Regions from separate parts of the Homo sapiens genome. Here region 1 is linked to region 2. A link is a loop called in an ENCODE intact Hi-C map of the cell type or tissue named here. Cell type or tissue: MCF 10A. All regions are shown on one strand. Each heading gives the region's core, and the rest is flanking DNA. Links, peaks and the distances in the headings are about the cores only.

The links. A loop is a pair of places that touch in the nucleus more often than their neighbours do. Peaks named below come from ENCODE experiments on the same cell type or tissue, not always from the same donor. Only the 100,000 strongest peaks of a DNase experiment are listed, where the experiment ranks them.
Region 1: a loop joins it to region 2, with 8 times the contacts of the local background. A loop is called at or near these places in 3 of 110 quality-filtered maps.

The regions. Positions count from the first base shown.
Region 1 is chr1:232,632,827-232,638,569 of GRCh38, forward strand. It overlaps LOC124904551 (a long non-coding RNA gene), which reads left to right. Exons shown (of 2, transcript XR_007066943.1): 2 at 1-101. Among named protein-coding and RNA genes, the nearest start is that of SIPA1L2, 5.6 kb to the left of the region's middle. In MCF 10A, for the core only: a CTCF peak has its summit at 3,125 (motif pointing right); a DNase peak (open chromatin) is centred at 3,135.
Region 2 is chr1:232,865,857-232,871,599 of GRCh38, forward strand. All of the region lies in intron 4 of LOC101927711 (a long non-coding RNA gene), which reads left to right. Among named protein-coding and RNA genes, the nearest start is that of MAP10, 63 kb to the left of the region's middle. In MCF 10A, for the core only: no CTCF peak of the experiment used is centred there; a DNase peak (open chromatin) is centred at 3,285.

The DNA of each region.
Region 1 (5,743 bases), core at 2,041-4,540, 230 kb before region 2:
GTCCACCTCACGGCCGACCACAAGAGATCCTCAAGAGACACATCTCAGGAATGATTCTGAACCTTCTTCACCAAATAAAATATTCCAGAAATAGTATTAGATTTAATGTGTGTGTCCCTCCTTGCTGGTCTTCCTAGCAGCAGCCTTCTTGTTTCTTGCCTTTTTAGGCAAACAGCCTGAAACTTAGCACAGACGGTGGAATTGCAGCACCTATGAAGATATCACTGCATCCTTTTTGCCTCAGGACATCTTACTGAAAATCATTCTATGTTAAAGCTATACATTTTGCTGAAATTTTGAAGACAAACATCAATGGTGAATTATAAACTTGTATTTGCCTAAAGGCTAGTGTGAACTTATCACTTTCGCCTTCCCCCAGGCCAAGATTTTCCCTCCCCTTGTTGCCCAAGCCTCACTTTCTATCCCTCAAAATTCTTCTTTCTCCTGTGAATTGCATCGTGTTCTAGGGGTTCCCAAAGAAACAAACTAAAGGGATTAATTCTTTTTTTTTTTTCTTTTTTCTTTTTTTGGCAGGGGATGGAGTCGCTTTGTCACCGAGGCTGGAGTGTGGTGGCATGATCTTGCCTCACTACAACCTCCGCCTCCCAGGTGCCAGTGATTCTCCTGCCTCAGCCTCCCAAGTAGCTGGGATTACAGGCACGCACCATCAAGCCCTGATAATTTTTCTATTTTTAGTAGACATGGGGTTTCAACACGTTGGCCAGGCTGGTCTGGAACTCCTGACCTCAAGTGATCCACCCATCTCGGCCTCCCAAAGTGCTGGGATTACAGGCGTGAGCCACCGCGCCCGGCCTAATTCTTTTTACAGTTTTCTTCCAGCACATCCACGCCTGAAATAATTCCAACATCAGTCTTACCTATTTTTCTCTAAGTGTAAAGAGAGCTGGAGTTCAAAGACATACCAACTGTCTACCCTGTTCCAAGGTTTTGCACTTCTTGGCTGACCTTGCCTGGTACTTCTAGCTATTTACGTTTGAATTTAGCAAAACGGGAGTTTTATTTTCTTGACACACTGCAGCAAGATTCTACCTACAGATGAAATGTGTACACTGTAATAAACCTGAATACCTAAGTTAAATAAGGGTTTACACTCCTATCCTTATTTCCTCCTTCCGTTTTCTATTACTAACCATCTTTTAATAAGTATTTCTTTTATGTCAAATGAAGATGTATAATTTGCAACAAATAGGCGTTGAACGCATATTACATTCAGGGTATTATATTGGACTCTAAGGACCCAAAGGGCAATATTTATTAGAGTATATGAATTTTATGATGAGGAGAAGAACTTGAGAGCAGGTGCTCGTGATCACCAATGAGTGGCGCCCACAGAGAGAGCAGGAGAGCCAGCCATCTGGCTTGGGCCAACCAGCAAAGGCCTGACCAAGGATGTGAAACTGGCCAGGCGAGAAGGAGAGAAGAGAGCACTCTACCCCTGGCAAGAGGAAGCACTGTGGGCGAAGACACAGGAGCTGCCTGTGTCAGGCATGTTTGAGAAACAGCGGTGCCCTTTGGCCAAGCACAGGCTTATTCACTTGTGTAACAAACACTTACATGGCACTTCATCCATGTCAGGTTCTGTTTTCCTCTTAGAAGGGAAGTCCTCACAGACAGACAAGCACATGGGTGCTGCTTCAACTTTTCTTTTCTTTCTTTTTTTTTTTTTTTTAAAGGAAACCTCTTACAACAGAAACATGTTTGAATATGGTCTTGTGAGGTAAATTAAGAAATACAAAGTTCTGCTGCAATTTTAAAAGAAATGGTTCAGCTGCAGCTCAGAAAGCTGGGTTACTGGCTTTAGTGTACTACCAGTCATGATAAAAAACAAAGCACATGTTTATCTTAAAATGAAAACCACTAGAATAACATAAAACCAATAGGACAACATAAATGATGTGCTAAGTACCCTATACTGTCCATAATAGCCTTAGAAGAAACCCATCTAATATAAAAGTCTCAGTTCTGTGGATATCTACGGAGGCCTACTCTGTGTTCAGTTCTGCTCTGGGGGATGCGGATTATTACAGATAAATAATGAGACGATCCTCAAGGAAATAAAATACTACCTAGCTGGGAGTTTCACAGAGGAAGCAATTTTCAGATTACTGCAAAGACAACACATTTAAAATGCCAACTTGAATTTAATGTTGTATAGATGTGTGACATGGAGATCTGGAATGGCCAATCCTGGATTGCGTGATTAAGGATCACTGACAAATATCCTTCAGAAGCGAAAAGTTTCTTGTGTTCTTAATCGCATGTTTCAGAAATTTAAAATCCAATGTTTGTCTTTGCTGCAATGTGTCCAATCTAATGTATCTCCAAGAATCTTCTAAGACAGGTGGGTTATTTCTTTTCTGATGATTCAAACTCTTGGCCGTAGCTATTTTACATTTTATACCCCTTGTTATCTCTTTCACTTTCTCTAGTCTCAGACCCACAGGTTAACAACTTGTACTAACTTTATCACTATGAGAGGTGTCTTCTGCCTCTTGCCTTACTTGGAAGGAAGGAGAGGGGAAGGAAGGAAAGGAAGGAAAGAAAAGAAAGAAAGAAGGAGGAAAGGAGGAAGAGATGGGGGAGAGAGAGAGGGAGGGAGGAAGGAGGGAGGAAGGAAGGAGGGAGGGAGGACAGAAGGGAGGGAAGGAAAAAGAAAAGAGAGGAAAGGAAGGAGAAGAGGAGGGAAGGAGAGGGAGAGAAGGAGAGAGGGAGGGAAGAAGAGAGGGAGGGAGGAAGGAAAACAGCTGAAGACACAGTAGGTCATCAGTGTTTGCCACTTGCTGCTGTCCTTCAAGGAGGAGACTGGAACTTTATATCCAGCACCTCACACAGAACCTGGCAAAAGACGTGGTCTTGATCGATATCTGATGAATGAATAGGGAGTGGGTGGATGGATTGCACTGAGAGAAAGTACTGTATTGATCTTTCTCTGTTCTTCCATAGCAGATTTAAAGTTTATGTCTTGATCTTCCAAATTTTATTTCTACTTGGGACAGACAGGATCCTTTAACGAGTGTTTTTGGTTCTACTTTTATGAAATAACAATAATAATGACATGTTAGTTGAATTGACCTATAGAGCATCTGCTATTCTACACCACTAGATGGCGTTTATCAATAGTAATGCTCAAAAGCACCACACATACTCTGCCGAGTAATAAATCTAAAGAAATCAGTACAGAAAAGGCATATACAGCATACACATATATGTATGTAGATTTACATTTTACATTTGATTTCTTTTTAATATTGGTTATGTATCTAGGGCTGCCTATAATTTGGCAAACCACTTCCTTTCCTAATTTTAACAGTCTTATGTAAGAACAGTTTAGGTTCTTAATTAAACTCTAAGCAGCCTCAATGTGTAAGACATTTCACAGAACCTGGTGACTACTTCCAGGTCTTTCTGCAGTGCTGATGGAAAAACACACCCCCTGGGAAAAAATAATCTAGAAAAAGTTGAAAGCAATATGGAGAAAATAAAAAAAAGCAGATAGACTGTTCTGCCTGCCTTCATCATTCGTTCATTCATTTATTCATTTAACAACTAGGGACTGGACACCCAGTATTAAATACTTTGGAGGATGTGTTTGCTGTCTCATAAAGAAAAACTGTCAGAACACTGACAGGAAAATGCTTATGATATTTAAATCCTATAAGGGGACAGATTTTTGTTTTTAAAAAATTAAGAGTTATAAGGGAGAAATAGAGATACATTTGAAATGCTCTATCAAGACTATGTAGTTTCTGCTTTCCAGGTCCCAGGTGGATTAGCAAGGCCACATTTCCTCGTTCTAACATCTGGTTGTCTGCGAAATAGCTGCACTTGAGATTTCCTGGGGAGAGACCTAAGTGGGAAGGCAATTGAGGGAGAGAGATGGGAAGGAAGGGGAGCAAAGGAGCAGTGTGAGGAGGCAATCAGAGAGAAACATGAGAAGAGTGGCCAAGGGTTAGAAAGGTAAATCCTACCCACAAAATCTGAAAATTAAATCTTTGAAACTGCTTTGATGTGGAAAGAGCAAGCTCATACTCTATTTTAAGATTGTAGGAGTAAGGAGAAAAGGACCATAAAAGGAAACTGAAACACCTTAGCTCTCCTAATTCCAGTGTTTCCAGAAATTGTAAAATTAAGTGTCAACATTGCAAAAATGAACGCTGACTACTATGAAATTGTACTTATTTCCAGAAATGCAACAAATGACTAAGTATAGAGCCTGTGGCAGACACCATTTTCATCCTAAGTAAAGAGCCTGTGGCAGACACCATTTTCATCCTAAGTAAAGAGCCTGTGGCAGGCACCATTTTCATCCTAAGAGCTTTCGGCAGACACCATTTTCATCCACCTACAAAACACAGCAACAACAAAGGCCATCAGCATGTGACACTATTGCCTACAACTAAATGACCTAAAGCCAAATCTATCAAATTTTCCCGAAGGCTGGCAACCCTTGCTAGCCATGACATTTGTGATACAGATGTCACTCTGCTAAATACTAGACCAAGAGAGTTTTCTCTTGGATTCTTCTCTTTCTCTGCCTTCCGTGATCCAACAAGAACGATTCTGGTTTCCTCCAACGATCTCTCACACCAGCGTAGCCATCCTCCTTAGGTGTTTTTGTCCTTGAGTATGGACAACTCTCCTAAATAAGCTCTTCGTTTTCTTCCCCCTGGCTTCTAACGCACAGCTTAGATCCCTCCCATGCGCAGTTCACAATAAGGCTCATGCTCCTATGAGAATATGATGCTGCCACCGATCTGACAGGAGGCAGAGCTCTGGCAGTAATGCCAGTGATGGGAAGCAGCTGTGAATACAGATGAAGCCAGCCAGCCACTCACCTCCTGCGGTGCCACTTGGTTCCTAACAGGCCACAGACCCGGGGCCGGGGACCCCTGTTCTAAACCACCGGACACACAGTCCTTTAAGCACATAGATTTCCAGTTCACAATTCTTCTGGGCTTCCCATTGCATACTGAATAACATCAAAGTTCTCCTCACCTTCGTAACATTTACACATTCCATAGACTGCCTCCAACCTTAGTTTCCTGGATGGAACTCTCAGCAGTATTGACCACTGCAGAACACTTTCTCCTTCATGGAACATTCACCTTCCTTTGCCCCATTGTGCTACCTTCTCCTGGAACCCCTCCTTCCTCTCTGACACCTCCCTGCCTCTGAAACTCCTCTTCCTACCACCTTCACATCTGATGCACCTCAGGATTTCTCCTACCCTTCACCTGTTTCCTGACAAATCTCATCTTTTCCAATGTTTACAATTACAATCCTTGTGCTGGGACCCATGAACCAATATGGACAGCCTAGGAATGTATATTCAGCTCCCAGGAACCTAAGCATGCAGATAGATCGATATAGATATAGATAGATGTAGATATAGATATAGATATGTATCAGATGTCAACACTGCAAAAATGAACTCTACTATAATAGATATAGATTATATATCAGATGTTGACATTGCAAAAATTAACTCTGACTACTATGAAATTGTTCTTCTCAGTCAACATGTCTACTTGGATGCCTCAAAGGTAGCTCAATCTCAATACACCTCAACCCAATACATCAAAAAATGTAACTCTCCAGACTCCATTTCCTGTGATCCCCATTTCTGTAATAGCATCACCACCCATTTATTTGTCATTTCCAAAAGCTGGGGCTTCTCCTCAACCCCTCCTTCTCCCTCATGCTTTAATGCAATCAATGACCA
Region 2 (5,743 bases), core at 1,766-4,265:
CCAATTAACAAAATTCTTTTGGACTTTTGATAATAAAACCTGTGCATGGAAGATTGAGGTTTTGACATCTACCATAGTACAGTATGTGCTAACTAGGTCACCATCAGTAAAAATTGCCATTTGAAGTGTCACAAAATCTTGCCATGAAATCACTCATGAATCCTTCTAATCCTCCTTTCTTGACCCTGATTGATTACAACTGGAATGAGTAAGTATGGGAGGAATCTTTGATCCACTTTCCAATTGGCCAACTAATTTTGACTTGTACCTTGAATGTGACACTTGACTTGGAAGGATCCCTAAAAACAGGCTGGTCCTACCTCCTAGGCTACGCCCGGAGGAAGACTGTTAGGGCGACTGAGGCATGTGGTAGGAGCTCTCCATGGGTTTGGGAATCCTCTCTTTTTTCCACCTGCAACCTACTTTCCAGCAGCCGCCACTCAACATTGACAGAGGACAGACTCTAATACTGTCTCTTCTCATGTTTGAAGCTCCAATTATCATCTCTTCTCCAGGCAAAACTTGTAGTTACTTGAAGCCTATATAAGATTGAGTGTTTATTATGTGTTTTCCTTGTATTCTCTCTCTCCATTCTCACACATCTTATGGAGAAGGCACCATGGCTTCCAGGCCCCTCTCCATCCTGGTCAGCCTTGTTTAACCATGTTATAATTTGACAAAAGTATCTTAATACATGGGGCCTGTCATCTAAAGTTAATCAAGTAAAAGGTTATTAATCTCACCTGTTTCCCTTCAATTTCATCCTTTCACAATGGTATGTCTATAAATCTCCCTCTGTTCCTGTCTCTTTCCCTCCCTCCCTCTCTCTCTCTTTTTCTGCCTCTTTTGCCCAAAGTGTAACGTATTCCACATGCACAATATGGAAGTGTTCTTTTTTCACTAAACATATATCATGGATTTTCCTCTTGGTTAATGTATACAGATCTATTTTCAGAAGCTGAACAACAGCCATTATTTGGATGTAACATAATTAACCATTTTCTTCTTGAGGAATATTCCGGTTGTTTCTTTTTCTTTTTCTTTCCTTGTGTGTGTGTGTATGTACACTTTACCTTCCCTCCTTTTTTCATTCCTTCTGTCAACTGAAAAATCACACAATGTATACATTTAGAAAGGAGGCTTTATTTTTTATAAAGGCTTAGAGCCTGCAGGGTCCTGACAGGCTGGGAGGTGTAGCCTCCGGTAGAGGCCATGAGCAAGCACTGTGAAGGCGGAAAGGCGAGACAGGAAGGTATGCCACAGAGAGTTCATTCTGTCAGTCCTATGATCTCTATGTTAACATTAATTCTGGGCTGTTGTGGCTAAACTGCAAAAGGAAAGGTGCTTAATGAGGCCTGCCTGACCTCCCACCCCATCATGTTTTTAAGATTTTTCCGGGGTCCCCTTGGCCAAGAGAGGGTCTGTCCAGTTGGTTGAGCGGCTTAAGATTTTATTTGTAGTTCTCACTTTCTTCCCTGTCCCCCTATTCCCTCTTTCTTTCTTGAAACTCAATATATAAAGTTGCAATAAGCATCTAGCTCTTTTCCTTTTGTCTTTTGGCACTGTTATTTCTATAACATACACAAATACTGCCAAGAAGCCAAAGTTTGTACCTCCTTCACCAACGTAAGCAGGTACTAATTTTTTCTACAACCTTAACAGTGACAGACATTATTACAAATTTTAAATTTTACCTAGTAGTTTTTTAAAGTTTGCCAATTTTTTATTGCATTATTTGTCCTTTTTGCATCAATATTTAGAAGGCTTTGACTATGAAGAATATTAACTGTTTGGTTGCCATATGTGTGTTCAATAATTTTTCCTACTATTTGATTTCTGGCATTATCTATGATATCTTTCATTATACAGAATATTTTAAATTCATATAGTTATATATGTCCTATATTTTCTTTATAAATCTTGAATTTCCTGTCATGTGTAAGAATGTTTTACTCATCCCAGGGTTATACAAATATTTGCCTACATTTTCTGATACTTTTATTGGTCAATTGCTGCATTTAGATCTTTCATTTATCTTAGGTTTGTTTTTGCACATGGAGTGAAATTGAAATCTACTGTATTTTATTCCTGACAGATAAACAATTAAACATCTTTTTTCTCACTGCAAATAATGTCACATTGATTATATATTCTTGGTATTCTTTCTTGTCTTTCTGTTCTAGTTCATTGATCTAATCATCCATTTCTTTGTCAACCCCTTACTATTTTGATTAGGGTTATTATAGTTTTATCTGGTAAGGCATGTTCCCCACCCCTCCAAACTAGTTCCAGAAAACACCAAATGCATTGGCATTCCGATTGAGATTACCTTCAAAATACAAATTCATTAAGGGAGATTGTTTTTCAATGGTAAGTTCTCCCATTGGGCACGAGGTAAACTTCCCAGTTCATTTTGGCTCTGGTTTTGTGCCTTTCAATGAGATTTTATAGCTTGCTTCAATGGGTTCTGCCCCCTCTTGCTAAATTTTAAAACTATATATAAAATTAAAACAGCTTTTTGAGATTCTGTTCAAGATTCTAAACTCTCTTCTTTACACTAGTGCCTCTTAAAACCACCTTCATTGGAATCACATTGTAAAACACTTATAAAAATGTATATTCTGGCTGGGCGCAGTGGCTCACGCCTGTAATCCCAGCACTTTGGGAGGCCAAGGCAGGCGGATCCTGAGGTCAAGAGATCGAGACCATGCTGGACAACATGGAGAAACCCCGTCTCTACTAAAAATACAAAAATTAGCTGGCGCACGCCTGTAGTCCTAGCTACTCAGGAGGCTGAGGCAGGAGAATCACTTGAACCCGGAAGGCAGATGTTGGCAACAGAGTGAGACCCCGTCTCAAAAAAACAAAAAAGTATGTTCCTATGTCCCCCAAAACTTAAGTCAAAATCTCTGGGTGTGCCCTAGAAACCTGCATTTAAATGAATTCTTACAGGTGTCACCTGTGTACACTGAAGGCCGAGGGCATTGCTTTGTCTACTTTACCCAAATAAGACCAAACATGCAACCTCTCCACACTTCCCTGTTTAACTGAGTTGGAATAGATCAGTTTCCAACACCTTCTCCCACTTGAACTTTTGAACAACCCCATCCCACTGCTTTGGGGGCCATGAGAACTGATGTGTGCCTCTCAGGAGGAGCATACCAGCATCTGTCAGGATACATTTTTAAAATGAGCTGATAATGCCTAAGACCATCATTGTTGATTCTGGCAAGGCTTCAAATAGCAGCAACCAGCAAATATTTCGCCCTTCCCGTGGTTTCTGGCAGTGTTGCAGCTGTTGCCTCATCTAGTGAACATGCCGGGCCTAAGGGCAAACAGACACTTAATTAGGTTAGGGTGAGCTTCAAAAACTCGAGAGTAGGCATAGCAGTAATGACCACCACACTTTCTCACTAAGAATACTCAATGCGTGCAAAGAAATAATTATCCCAAGAAGCCATGGTTTCTTTCCTCTACCCCCCACCTTTTTTGGCTGTTTTATTTGAGATCCATGACCTGATAGAATTACTCATTCAAAGAATGCAGTGGTGTTCAATCACACAATAGGAGCCATGCTCTATGAAATACCTGAAAGCCAGTGTTGGTCTTTAGATGTGAGTTTCAGCATGAGCTGAGTTTCAACAACGCTTGGTATCAACAGCAGAGTCCTATTAACAGAAGAAAAACAGTCCAATCCTGGCCTGACAGAAAAATCAAGGTGAACATGCTCTTTTTCTTCTTTTTTTTGAGACAGAGTCTCTCTCTGTTGCCCAGGCTGGAGTGCTGTGGTGCAATCTCGGCTTACTGCAATCTCCGCCTCCCGGGTTCAAGCAATTCTCTGCCTCAGCCTCCTGAGTAGCTGGGATTATAGGCACCTGCCATCATGCCTGGCTAATTTTGGTATTTTTAGTAGAGATGGGGTTTCACCATCTTGGCCAGGCTGGTCTTGAACTCCTGACCTCGTGATCCACCCGCCTCGGCCTCCCAAAGTGCTGGGATTACAGGCATGAGCCACTGCCCCTGGCCCAAAGTGAACATGCTCTAACCAAAAAGAGACTCAGTTTTCTTAAAAAATTCATGCTTGGTTGGTCAGACCATGCCCAGTGGGACCATTGTGGACATTTTCAACATAGTTGACTATATATTTTATTGATTGTTGTTGTACAAAATGACAACCATCTGCTACCTAGAAGCAAGGATCTCATATGGTCAAGCTGGAATTCAGGGGGCATCTTTTGTCTTTTGAGACTGACCAGAGCAGCAGTACTTCTTTCTGTCCTTCATCTCAGTCACAGACTGAGGGGACCGCTGGTCCATCAAGGGCCAGAGGAAACTAGATCACAAATGCACATGTGTGCACATACATATTCATCTATTCTAGCCTCCATTTATTTGGTTGTCTCATTGCCTATGCTATTTCTTATTTCATTGTGGTGTGTGTGTGTGTGTGTGTGTGTGTGTGTGTGTGTGTGTGTTATGCTGTTATGATGGCTTTGTGGTTTGTCAATTCAGCTAGGCTAGGGTACATTCCCCAGAATTTCCCAGTATGTGAGAGGGGTGGGCTATACCAGATACTCTCTCATAAAGGGTGGAAGGGAAGACGCAGGCATTCTGTAGCATGCACGCACTTTCTCCTAGGTGCTTCTGTGAAGAGACTTCACAGATATAAATAAAGTCCTTAATCAGTTGACTTTAAATTAGGGAGATTATCTTGGGTGGATTTTAATCAATTGAAATGCCTTAAAAGAGGACATATGTCTTTCTGTGTCCGGAATTGGTGGGTTCTTGGTCTCACTGACTTCAAGAATGAAGCCGCGGACCCTCGCGGTGAGTGTTAACAGCTCTTAAGGTGGCGCGTCTGGAGTCTGTCCCTTCTGATGTTCAGATGTGTTCGGAGTTTCTTCCTTCTGGTGGCTTCGTGGTCTCGCTGGCTCAGGAGTGAAGCTGCAGACCTTCGCGGTGAGTGTTACAGCTCTTAAGGCAGCGTGTCTGGAGTTGTTCGTTCCTCCCGGTGGGCTCGTGGTCTCACTGGGCTCAGGAGTGAAGCTGCAGATCTTCACAGTGAGTGTTACAGCTCATAAAAGCAGCGTGGACCCAAAGAGCGAGCAGTAGCAAGATTTATTGCAAAGAGCGAAAGAACAAAGCTTCCACATTGTATAAGGGGACCCGAGCGGGTTGCCAATGCCGGCTCGGGCAGCCTGCTTTTATTCTCTTATCTGGCCCCACCCACATCCTGCTGACTGGTAGAGCCCAGTGGCCTGTTTTGTCAGGGCGCTGATTGGTGTGTTTACAATCCCTGAGCTAGATACGAAGATTCTCCATGTCCCCATCAGATTAGTTAGATACAGAGTTTCGACACACAGGTTCTCCAAGGCCCCACCAGAGCAGCTAGATACAGAGTGTCAATTGGTGCATTCACAAACCTTGAGCTAAACACAGGGTGCTGATTGGTGTATTTACAATCCCTGAGCTAGATATAAAGACTCTCCACGTCCTCACCAGAGTCAGGAGCCCAGCTGGCTTCACCCAGTGGATCCCGCACCGGGGCTGCAGGTGGAGCTGCCTGCCAGTCCTGCGCCGTGCGCTCGCGTTCCTCAGCCCTTGGGTGGTCGATGGGACTGGGTGCCGTGGAGCAGGGGGTGGTGCTCGTCGGGGAGGCTCGGGCCACACAGGAGCCCATGGAGTGAGTGGGAGACTCAGGCATGGCGGGCTTCAGGTCCCGAGCCCTGCCCCGCGGGAAGGC